2 separate regions of the Homo sapiens genome follow, and region 2 is linked to region 1. Evidence: chromatin loops called from intact Hi-C (ENCODE). Cell type or tissue: endothelial cell of umbilical vein. All regions are shown on one strand. Each heading gives the region's core, and the rest is flanking DNA. Links, peaks and the distances in the headings are about the cores only. Region 1 has its middle 22 kb from the start of MIR6516. Region 2 overlaps SEC14L1 (SEC14 like lipid binding 1).

Evidence for each region. Hi-C counts contacts between places; a loop is a spot of excess contacts. Peaks named below come from ENCODE experiments on the same cell type or tissue, not always from the same donor. Only the 100,000 strongest peaks of a DNase experiment are listed, where the experiment ranks them.
Region 2: a loop joins it to region 1, with 7 times the contacts of the local background. A loop is called at or near these places in 3 of 110 quality-filtered maps.

What each region holds. Positions count from the first base shown.
Region 1 is chr17:77,108,655-77,114,126 of GRCh38, forward strand. It overlaps a transcript of SEC14L1 not described here. Among named protein-coding and RNA genes, the nearest start is that of MIR6516, 22 kb to the left of the region's middle. In endothelial cell of umbilical vein, for the core only: no CTCF peak of the experiment used is centred there; a DNase peak (open chromatin) is centred at 1,467; H3K27ac peaks cover 2,500 bases.
Region 2 is chr17:77,172,441-77,179,178 of GRCh38, forward strand. The region is part of intron 3 of SEC14L1 (SEC14 like lipid binding 1); the gene reads left to right. Among named protein-coding and RNA genes, the nearest start is that of SEC14L1, 35 kb to the left of the region's middle. In endothelial cell of umbilical vein, for the core only: no CTCF peak of the experiment used is centred there; a DNase peak (open chromatin) is centred at 3,071; H3K27ac peaks cover 2,418 bases.

The DNA of each region.
Region 1 (5,472 bases), core at 528-3,027:
CTTGAACCTGGGAGGCGGAAGTTGCAGTGAGCCAAGATCATGCCACTGCATTCCAGTGTGGCCGACAGAGCCAGGCTCTGTCTCAAAAAAAAAGAAACAGCTGACATGTATATATACATTCATCTCTGTCTCCAAAAAAAAAAAAAAAAAAGAATGTATATGTCATCTGTTTCTTTTTTTTTTTTTGAGACAGAGTTTGGTTCTGTCACCCAGGCTGAACTGCAGTGGCTTGATCTCAGCTCACTGCAACCTCTGCCTCCCGGTTTCAAGCGAGTCTTCTGGCTCAGCCTCCCAAGTAGCTGGGATTACAGGTGCCAGCCACCACACCAGCTAATTTTTGTATTTTTAGTAGAGATGGGGTTTCACCATGTTGGTCAGGCTGGACTCAAACTTCTGACCTCAGGTGATCATCCTGCCTTGGCCTCCCAAAGTGCTGGGATTACAGGCGTGAGCCACCGCACCCAGCCTGGGGTTTGGCTTTATAGACTAAGGGCTGAAGAAAGCAGAAACAGAACAAAAAGCATATTGGTCATTTCAAAGTTAAATTCTTTGTAAGGCAGGAAGAGATACAGGACAATACAAAGACAACAAGAAAAAGATAACCAGTCACAGTTACATCTCTTTTTTCTTATAGAGATGATATCTTGCTATGTTGCCCAGGCTGGTCTCAAACTCCCAGCCTCACGTGATCCTCCTGCCTGGGCCTCCCAAAGTGCTGGGATCATAGGCGTGGGTCACAGAGCCCACCAAGTTACTGTTTGTTGTAAGGGTTAAAACAGAGGGAACTTCATTAGCATGCTGACTTGAGACTGAAACTGGCCTCCTTGGGAAATTAGGCTGCTATTTCTCTCGCCTGATTTCTTGGGAAGTCAGATAACAACTCAGTGTTGGTTTGCTGAGCACGGGTGACTCCATTTTGATTTTTGTCTGGTCTTTTGGGGCCTAGTGCAGGAGTTTAGTCCAAAACAAGGGCCTCCTATGATTTTTGTTTAACACTCTGAAAGAGAACGAACTGAAACTAACTGTTCAAAGGTATATTTTCTCTTTGCTTTCTGTAGCTTTTATTGTTTAATGCTCAGCCTTGGAAGGATATGCCGTTCCATATGTTCTAAAAGGAACAAAACAGTCTACCAGTACTTAGCATCTACTCATTTCCAGCCACTAGAGTCCCCAGCCTCACCACAGTTTAGCAGACTGTTAGCTGTTACATTAACTAAATGCGTAAAATGCTGATATCCTAATATGCCTCTTTTTTTGAAAATAGCATCATAATTCATCATAATTTGTAGGCTCGCAAACATTTTCTTGGAATCCACTGGACTCCCCCATGCTTTTTAATTCCGTACTTTCTGTGCAAGCAACACAATAGTTGGAACTGACTTCAGGCCAACTGCTTCCTTTTAACTTTTGTCATGTTACCCAGAATAGAGGCATGGAGTTGTTTACCCGGTTTTCATTGAGGAACATTCTTTGTCTTCCAAGGAATACATAAGAAGCCTTCCTGTCTCAGAACACCAAGCTCTGAAAGGTGACTTTTCTGCTCGAGTAATTACACTGGTTGACTGAGCTCCGGAAAGGAAACGCATTCTTGGTTGCAGAGAGAGGAAGTGGCTTGCATTGTTGGACAAAAAGAAAAATGATTGTTTCCTAGGGTCACTGTCCTCAGCCTCCCTTTAGAGAGCCTGGATCTTGCAGCCATCAGTTATGGAAGTGGCTCTGGGAATAACTTTGCCCTGGGTGATGATTGTTGATGAAAAGAGTCGAAGTGTATAAAATATTTGAAGAGATTTATTCTGAGCCAAATATGAGTGACCATGGCCAGAGACACAGCCCTCAGGAGGTCCTGAGAACATTTGCCCATGGTGGTCAGGACGCAGCTTGGTTTAAACATTTTAGAGAGGTATGAGACATCAATCAAATACATTTAAGAAATACATTGGGGCTGGCTGGGCGCGGTGGCTCATGCCTATAATCCCAGCACTTTGGGAGGCTGAGGTGGGTGGATCATGAGGTCAGGAGATTGAGACCATCCTGGCTAACAGGGTGAAACCCCATCTCTACTAAAAAAAAATACAAAAAATTAACTGGGCGTGTTGGCAGGCACCTGTAGTCCCAGCTACTCGGGAGGCTGAGGCAGGAGAATGGTGTGAACCCGGGAGTTTGCAGTGAGCCAAGATTGTGCCACTGCACTCCAGCTTGGGCGACAGAGTGAGACTCTGTCTCAAAAAAAAAAAAAAAAAAAAAAGAAATACATTGGGGCTGGGCACAGTGGCTCACTCCTGTAATCCCAGCACTTTGGGAGGCCGAGGCAGGAGGATCACTTGAGGTCAAGAATTTGAGACCAGCCTTGCCAACATGGTGAAACCTCATCTCTGCAAAAATACAAAAATTAGCCGGGTATGGTGGCAGGCACCCGTAATCCCAGCTACTCGGGAAGCTGAGGCAGAAGGATCGCTTGAACCCAGGAGGCAGAGGTTGGAGTGAGCCGAGGTTGTGCCATTGCACTGGGTGACAGAGCGAGACTCTGTCTCAAAAAGAAAAAAAAAAAAAAAAAATACATGTGTGTGGTCCAGAAAGGCGGGACAACTCAAAGCCGGGGGTGGGATTCCGGGCTATACGTGAATTTAAAGATTTTTTGGTTGACAATTTTTTGGCTGAGTTTGTCTAAAGACGTGGGATTGATAGAAAGGGAATGTTGAGGTTAAGATAAAAGATTGTGGAGACCAAAGTTCTTTTGAAGTGTTTTTTTTTTTTTTGAGACAGAGTCTCGCTTTGTCGCCCAGGTTGGAGTGCAGTGGGGCAAAAGCCACAGACACTCAAGGCCAGCCAGTGCAAGCAGCCGGCAGCCGGGAGGGGGGCTGAACCCCAAAAAGCCACAGGGATGGAGCTGCCCAAGGCCATGGGAGCCCACCTCTTGCATCAGTGTGACCTGGATGTGAGACATGGAGTCAAAGGGGATCATTTGGAACTTTAAGGTTTAATGACTGCCCTATTAGATTTTGGACTTGCATGGGGCCTGTAGCCCCTTTGTTTTACCCAATTTCTTCCGTGTAGAGTGGGTATATTTACCCAATGCCTGAACCCCCATTGTATGTAGGAAGTAATTAAGTTGCTTTCAATTTTACAGGCTCATAGGAGGAAGGGACTTGCCTTGTCTCAGATGAGACTTTGGACTTGGACTTTTGGGTTAATGCTGGAATAAGCTAAGACTTTGGGAGACAGTTAGAAAGGCATGATTGTGTTTTGAAATGTGAGGACATGAGATTTGGGAGGGGCCAGGGGCAGAATGATACAGTTTGTCCGTGTCCCCCACCCAAATCTCATCTTGAATTATAGTTTCCATAATTCCCAAGTGTCCTGGGAGGAACCCGGTGGGAGGTAACTGAATCATGGGAGCAGTTACTGCCAGGCTGTTCTCGTGTTAGTGAGTGAGTTCTCAGGAGATCTGATGGTTTTATAAGGGCCCTTTCCCCGCTTTGCTCAGCACTTCTCCTTCCTACTGCCCTGTGAAGAAAGTGCCTTTCTTCCCCTTTGCCTTCCACCATGATTGTAAGTTTCCTGAGACTTTCCTAGCCATGCAGGACTGTGAGTCCATTAAACCTCTTTACTTATAAATTAGCCAGTCTCGGGTCTCTCTTCATAGCAGTGTGAGAACAGACTAATGCAGGGGGGCTATTATGTTGCCAATCACAGGTATATAATAAAAAGTTAAGAATTATAATTTCTAAGTGGTAGGATTTCCCTTAATCCTTTTCTCTTATCTATATTTTCAGAAGTTTTCCCAGGAATACACATACTGCTTTTGAAATGAGAAGAATGAAATCTCATTTATAGTCTATATTGACGTCTTTGCAATGTTCATTAATCCACCTCTCAGGACAGCCCTGAGAAGTGCATACTGTTCCTGAACAGTTAACAGTTACAAAGATGAATTGAAAAGTATTTAGGCGGCCAGGCGTGGTGGCTCACACCTGTAATCCCAGCACTTTGGGAGGCCGAGGTGGGTGGATCACGAGGTCAGGAGATCGAGACCATCCTGGCTAACACGGTGAAACCCCATCTCTACTAAAAATACAAAAAAATATGGTGGGCACCTGTAGTCCCAGCTACTTGGGAGGCTGAGGCAGGAGAATGGTGTGAACCTGGGAGGTGGAGCTTGCAGTGAGCCAAGATCGCGCCACTGCATTCCAGCCTGGGCGACAGAGCGAGACTCAAAAAAAAAAAAGAGTACTTAGGCATAATGGGTCATGCCTGTACTTCTAGCACTTTGGGAGGCCGAGGTGGAAGGATCACTTAAGACCAGGAGTTCGAGACCAGCCTAGGCAGCAAAGCAAGACTCTTTCTCTACAAAAAAATTAATCAGGCATAGTGACATGTGCCTGTAGTCCTAGCTACTTCGGAGGCTGAGGTAGGAGGATCACTTGAGCCCAAGAGGTTGAGGCTGCACTGAGCCAAGATCGTACCACTTCACTCCAGCCCAGACATTAGAGCAAGACCTTGTCTCGAAAAACAAAAAAAAGAAAGAAAAGAAAAATAATGCTTTTTACTAGGATTTTTACAATATGTGAAACGAATTCTATCTTGAGAACAGAGTATTGGTATTGCCAGTAATATTTTAAAGTTCTTTTGCTTCCAAAAAGGAAGGTCACCTTCCCTGTCTATAAGAAGTCAGTGCCACCTTGGCCCACAGAACCTCAGATTCTCACCTCTGCCTTCCCAGCCAGCCTTCCCTTCTTGGGCACTTTTCTGGGACACAGGCTGAATGCACCCAAAAATGCATCAGCAGGCTTGATAAAGAACGAGTTAAGGCTGGGCTCAGTGGCTCACACCTGTAATCTCAGCACTTTGGGAGGCCGAGGCAGGTGGATCACCTGAGTTCAGCAGTTCTAGACCAGCCTGGCCAACATGGTGAAACCCTGTCTCTACTAAAAATATAAAAAAATTAGCCAGGTGTGGTAGCACATGCCTGTAGACCCAGCTATTCAAAAGGCTGAGGCACGAGAATTGCTTGAACCCAGGAAGCAGAGGTTGCTATGAGCCGAAATTGCGCCACTGCACTCCAGCCTGGGTGACAGAGTGAGACTCTGTCTCAAAAAGAAAAGAAAAGAAAAAGTTGAAACACCAACCAAGGTAAGTTCATCTCCCTTCTAAGCCACCCATGAGACACTGCTGGGGTGAAGAAGTCACTGTCTGTGGCAAAAACCATTTAGATGAGAAGTGGACACCCTTAAAGCTTCCGCTTCCCTCTGCAGTACAGCAAAGAGTTAAGCATGATAGGTTAGTTTCTATTATTCCCACCTTGTGCAGAGATTCAATGTCCCCTACCCTACTCACAGGCCTAAAATGCTCCCCAGGCACAGCCTTCTGGTCCCAGGAGAGAGATCCCGGCTGCTAAATGCGGGTGCAAATAAAATCAGCAAAGGGCGCCCTGGATGTGAAGGAGGTGTGGGTGTCAGCCTGCAATCCCCACCT
Region 2 (6,738 bases), core at 1,878-4,377, 65 kb after region 1:
GCCTGGAAAGTGGGGGCTTAAGTTCTTTATAGGTTTTGGCCCCTGAGTGTTCTGTTGTGGGGCGGACAGCATGATCCTTGCTTTTTGTTTTTGCTTTTCTTTTCCTCGTCTTTTCGTACATATACCTTTTGAGCGTCTCTCAAAAGCTGCTCTATAGATTTATCTTTCCAGTTCTCTATTTTCTATAACGTGTTTTGTGATGTCTGGCCAACTATTGGTAACAAAATGGAGCTTTAACATCCCCTGCCCAAGAGGGTCTTCTAAACCTAGACCTGCATATATCCTCGCTTGCTCCTTGAGCCTTTCTAAGAACTCTGTAGGTCCTTCATCCTTCCCTTGTTGTATATAGAAAGCTTTGGGAATGTTTTGGATGCGGAATACAGATTTTTGAGTTCCTTTAATTATCAGTTCTCCAAGGTCTTGCATATTCCTCCAGTAGGCTGCGTTGTTACTATCCCATTGAGGATCTGTGGCCGCAAGTTTTTGCTCAGCTGCTGGGACGTTCTGACCTGGGGGATGCTCACGTTCCCAAATTGTCATAGCAGCCCTGCGAATCATGCTCCTGTCTTCTCCTAAAAAGCGAATACCTAGGATAGACATTAGCTCAGCCCAAGTATATATCTGGGGTCTGAGAAATTGATTAATCTGGTCAGCCACTATATAAGGGTCACTTAAGAGTGGTTTGAGCTCCCTTTGTAGGTTTCGGACCTCTGAGCTAGTTAATGGAGCATTTAGCCTCCTCTGAGGGGCACTTCCCTTAAGGGGAAGAGAGTTGGAGCTAACTCTTTAGAAGTGGTGGGGAAAGGGAAGTTTTGAATATCCTTTTTACATTGTTCTGTCTCGCACCGAAGTCTTCCTGGGGGAGGGCCCTGAGGCTGGGAATGATTCCAGGAGTTAGGATTATAAAGAGGGGGCACAACGTGAGTCGGGGGAAGGGTCCAGGGCGGCTGCCTGAGGGGGAGGGAGGTGAGAGGTATCTGGCTGAGGCAGATGGTCTAAAGGATCCCATGTGGGTTGCTTAGGGGTGGGGGCCTTAGTTTCTATAGGGTAAGTAGTTTCTGGCTTATTCTTACTGGCTTTGAGGGGGTAGAGGTGGACAGGCCCCTGCCGTCAGCACAGGGCATAGCGTATCTCCTCCTGAGGGACAGGACTCTTGTTATTCACATACTCTATTAAAAGTTGACAAATCCAATCCTCATTTGACCCAAACTGTAGCCAGAAAACTGATGGTTTGAGGATAGTTTCCTTAGTCCAAATAAAACAACAGTATTTTATCATTTGTTGCTTTTTCTTATTTTTAGTCCTTTCATTATCTTTCCAGTATTTTAGCAGGAGACCTAAGGGGCTGTCCCGGGAAATTCTATTGTCTTGCTTGGGGTATTTCGCATCCTGGAGAAGGTGTTTTTTTGAGTTTGTGAGGCTCAACCTCTCTTACTAGAGATTTCTTGCACCCTTTCTTTTTTTCTTTTTTTTTTTTTAAGGTGGAGTCTTGCTCTGTTGCCCAGGCAGGAGTGCAATGGCACGATCTCCGCTCACTGCAGCCTCTGCCTCCTGGGTTCAAGCGATTCTTCTGCCTCAGCCTCCCAAGTAGCTGGGACTACAGGCACACACCACCACACCTGGCTAATTTTTTGTATTTTATTTATTTATTTATTTCCTTGGTAGAGATGGGGTTGCACCATGTTGGCCAGGCTGGTCTTGAACTCCTGACCTTGTGATCTGCCTACCTCAGCCTCCCAAAGTGCTGGGATTACAGGCATGAGCCACTGCGCCTGGCCTCTTGCACTCTTTCTTTAGAGGCCCAACCCCCCTTACTTGAGATTTCTTGCATTCTTTTGCTTCTGCTTAATCCTTCTCTGGCTGCTTCCTTTGTGGGAATTTTCAGGTCCCCCTTAGCGTTGGTGGGTCGGTATGATCCCCCGACAGGCAAGACAGGCAAGCTGTCCTAAGCTGTATGAGGTGACCACGGAACCACAGATCCGGACTCCACACTCAATTGTGCGTCTCATTCACACACTTTCAACCTCCAGGATGTCCTGACCACCAAGGAAATACTGCACTGCCATTGTGTTTTTTCTTAACCTTTGTCTCTGCACAGAGTTACCTGGTCACTGTGGTATTTGTAGGCCTTTTTCTCCCGCGTTGCTAAGCGTCCGGGTTTATTCGTCACACCAGGTGGGTCTCGATCCCTAACCCTTGAGGCCACCACAACGAGGCAGTGGGACCTGTCTCCTCACGAGTGAGGACTGGAGACCCTTCCCCAGAGGAGAATGGGAATCCTGGATGGGCCCCCAGATTGTTGGGAACAAGTAAGCTGTGCTCAAGAGAAAAACTAGCACTGAGACAAAGGATTTCTCAGCAAGGCAATTTACTTTTGCAGAAGGGTGCCGCCTGCATCTGTTACGACTGCAAGAGCACACTGAACAAAGGAGGGAAGGGGTTTTTATCCCTAACGCAGTTCCTGTCGGTGTCCTTCCCCTGTTGGCTAGGATTGGACTGTACAATCTAAACTGATCCCAGTTGGCTAAGACTTAAAACTTTTTTGAATAGGATAAACGCATGATTTGTAAGAGAAAGAGGGGATAGGAGCAGTCTGTCTGTTACAGTACAAGGTATGTCTGGACTTGTGTGAGCATGTCAGGGCACAACAAGAGCAGGAGGGTTGTTTGCAGGCCAGAAACAAGAGAGTATAAGGAGGTTGGGCTTCTGAACAAAGAACAAGGACGTTACACAGTTAAACCCTTTGAAGAGGAATTCATCATCTCTGGCGCTAGTATTGTTGCAGGATTCAGGAGGACGAGAGAGAGATCTCGGGTTAAAACAGGAGAATCTTTTATTGAGTGCACTCAGGCCCAGCAGATTCACACCCAAAGGTTGGGCTCAGAACAAAGACAGCACTTGACTTTTATACACACTTCACAGAAGGGGGTGGGCTAGCTAAAGCAAGCTTATAGTGGCGTGAAAGCAGGGATACAGAGGTGGGACAAAGACAGTTAATTAAATCGTTACAGGTTCATAACTCAGGATTGCACATAACTGTTGCTATGCAACCCAGATGTCCGTTATCTGTGTTTGCCTAGGCATGGACTTATCCTATAACCTTCACTGTGGTGCCCGGGCAGCTGTAGTTCCGGCCTACTCAGGCTTTTCATGACCTTCATTGTATTTCTTAGATAAAACAATACTTGAAGTCACTAGTTACAGAGAACAGGAATCTATAAACTCATTCTATAAAACAAAGAAAAATTTGTTTTTTCTTCTCCCTGTGTTGAGGGAGTGCTGGGAAAGTCTCCAGAGCACATTAGATAATATTATCAAGACTTTTCCTGGGTCTCGGCTGTGCCTGTTGCTGCCTCTGGGACAAATCAGCCTAATACAGGAAAACTTATTTCTCTTTCTTTTAAATTTTATTTTTCTTTAATTTCCGGCCTCCGTGTAGCTGAGCCCAGGGCTTTTTATGGGCTCAGAATAGGGAGTGTGTGCTGATTGGTTTGTGAGTATGCAAAAAAGGTTAAAGTGAAGACACCACTCAAAGGTGGGCATGATAGTGTAGAAAACCAATTAGGAGACTGGACATGGTGGCTCATGCCTGTAATCCCAGCACTTTGGGAGGCCAGGGTAGGTGGATCACCTGAGGTCAGGAGTTTGAGACCAGCCTGACCAACATGGTGAAACCCTGTCTCTACTAAAAAGGCAAAAATTAGCTGAGCGTGGTGCTGCACACCTGTAATCCCAGCTACTCAGGAGGCTGAGGCAGGAGAATCACTCAAACCCAGCAGGCAGAGGTTGCAGCGAGCCGAGATCATGCTATTACACTCCAGCTTGGGCAATAAGAGCGAAACTCAGTCTTGAAAAAAAAAAAGTAAACCAATTAGGAAAGGATAGGTATATGTAAAATAGGTGAAAGACGGATCAATCAGAGGAAACTGTGCCAAATGAGAAGGTGGGTTCTCAGTCCCGTGTGAGGATTTACCCAGGACTCTCTCCAGATTGAAGGTTGGATTTCACTGGGGACCTGCTCCTGTCTGCCTAGGCATTTGTCTGCCTCCTGCCTCTATCAGTATGTTTGTTAAAATTGATGAACTAATATTGACAACATTATTTTTTCCCCACTGGATGTCTCTTACACAATAATTATGGTTTTTTGTTTGTTCGTTTGTTTTTGAGACAGAGTCTCGCTCTGTTGTCCAGGCTGGAGTGCAATGGCAGAGTCTTGGCTCACTGCATCCTCCACCTCCCAGGTTCAAGTGATTCTCCTGCCTCAGCCTTCTGAGTAGCTGGGATTACAGGTGCCTACCACCATGCCCGGCTAGTTGTTGTATTTTTAGTAGAGACGGGGTGTCTCCATGTTGTTCAGAGTGTTCTTGAACTCCCAACCTCAGGTGATCCGCCCACCTTGACCTCCCAAAGTGCTGGGATTACAGGCGTGAGCCCCTGCACCTGGCCAATTATGTTATTTTTAACTAGAATCTGTAGTTTAGGTTCACTCTGTGTTGTACATGTCTTTGGATTTTGACGATGCAACTTTACACATCCTTAGAAATCCTTCTGATTAAGAATGAAGCAAAGACATTTTTTCTTCAACTTAAGTTTATTATTTTTTCAAATGGTTACTAAGTTATTAGGACATAAATGCTTTTTAAATTGTTTGGACATAGTAACTTAATAAATCATCAATTTTTTTGGTCTTGAGGCACCATGAAAGTTACTGAGACATCAAGGAACACATGTGACAGTGCTGAAGGACAAATGTACCCAGATGAGCTGGTCAGGAATGTCTGAGATGATTATGTTCAGGACAGTGAGCAAATTTAAAACATAGAGCCCCCGGGCTGATGTCTGAGATGTCCGTATTGAGATCGTTCAGAAATGTAACAGACAGTAGAATAATGATGGGCCTTATTTTTCTAATTTAAATTTAAATGCAAAAGATACAATTGATCAGGCATACTAGATTATACTTTGAATTTCATTTGAAAGCTCAGTAACTCTATGTCAGCCTATTAAATAGTGTTAACAAAAGTTTCCAGGTAGTCTTGGCTGGAAATTCTTGAAGAAGAATACATTAAAAGTACTTTAAGAGAAAATATTCCAGAAGACCTTGTTAAACCAGTTTTAGCTATGGTTAGTTGCATGTATGTTAGTTTCAGCAAGGAGAGAGGGAATAGTGTTTGTCTTTAACTAGAACAATCTGAAACTGACCCCCTCTTAAAACATTATATCTAATGCTAGATCTGAATAGTAGTCTTGCTTTAGCCAAATGTAGACATGCTAGTGTTTTAGCAGATGATTATTTTTCTTTTGAGCATAATTTTTTGTTTTTATTCTTGTTTTGTGCTTATAGCAGTGGTTCAAAACTTAGAAGCTGTAATCCTCTGCTGGATACTGTGAAATAACTGACATATACCTAGTTCTTTTGTATGGACCAGGAACAATTTTGACAGGACACATGGCTGTCCTATGAAGAGTATAAAATCATAGCCACTGTCATTGGGGGACAGAGTTGGGGGTGTCACAGAGCTGTCAAATTAGGTTTGGTGGGTAATGCCCTAGTTCTTTGCTAAGATTTGCTTGCCTGCCCCTTTGTACTCGTGGCTTTTTCCCTTTCTTCCCCTCCCCCCCCCCTTTTTTTTTTGAGTGCAGTGTTCATGCACTAGCACTTGTTTCTAGGACCCAAAGGTTTAGGGAAATTTATGGCAGAAAATCTTAAAGCGGATGGAGCTGTATTTAGTAGCAGCTTCTCTTGCTCTTGAGGAGGAGACCGTCGTCAGTAATTTTGGTTCATAGCACTCCCATCCCACCTGCCACTCAGAGCTGCAAGAACACGGCCTTCCAGAATAGAGTCAAACACAGTGTGGGTGTCACTAACTTGAGTTATTTTAAGAGGTCAGGAAACAAACCTACTACTGTGTGTTTTTTGACATTATTTTAAAATATAATGTGGATAAATCAGATGAGTGACCTCTCTGTGGAATTAAAACTTTTTACGTGTGAAGTTTTTAATTTTGTGGGTAATTTTTTCAAGGTCCTTTAGAATTGTGTCACTGTTGCCTGCTAATAAAGTCATGTGAAGGTCTCTGTTAAAGCAGTGGTCCCCAGCCTTTTTGGCACCAGTGACTGGTTTTGTGGAAGACAGTTGTTCCACGGATTGTGGGGTGAAGGGGGATGGTTTCGGGACGAAACTCTTCCACCTCAGATCATCAGGCATTGGATTCTCTTACGGAGCATGCAGCTTACAGAGCGTGCAGCCTCAATCCCTTGTGTGTGCAGTTCACAATAGGGCTCTCACTCCTGTGAGAGTCTGATGCTGCCACTGATGTGACAGGAGGTGGAGCTCAGGCAGTAATGCTGGCACGCCGGCAGCGTGGCCACGTTCTCAGCAGCGCACGGACCGGTAGGAGCTGGGGACTCTCTGTGTGTTAAACGAAGGTAGTCCAGGTGAAGTTCAGCATAGGCTGGAGGGTGGAACACACAGATGGTCGCTGGATGTAGTGACCTTTCCTTGTCACAGGCTTAACACCCCAGGTGGCACGGATACCTTGAAGAGCCATGCTGTTTCCTAAGAGAAAACGTGGAATTTGGAAGAGATTTTGAAGTTTCTTTCTCCTGTCCTCTAGCAAGAATATATATCATGTCTGGAACTCTTGGAGCAAAGGAGTGGGTGTACGAATGGAAGAAGCTCCGATGGGTTGATGCAGAATATCTCACAGCCCTCCCGGTGTTGGCCCATTCCCTGTC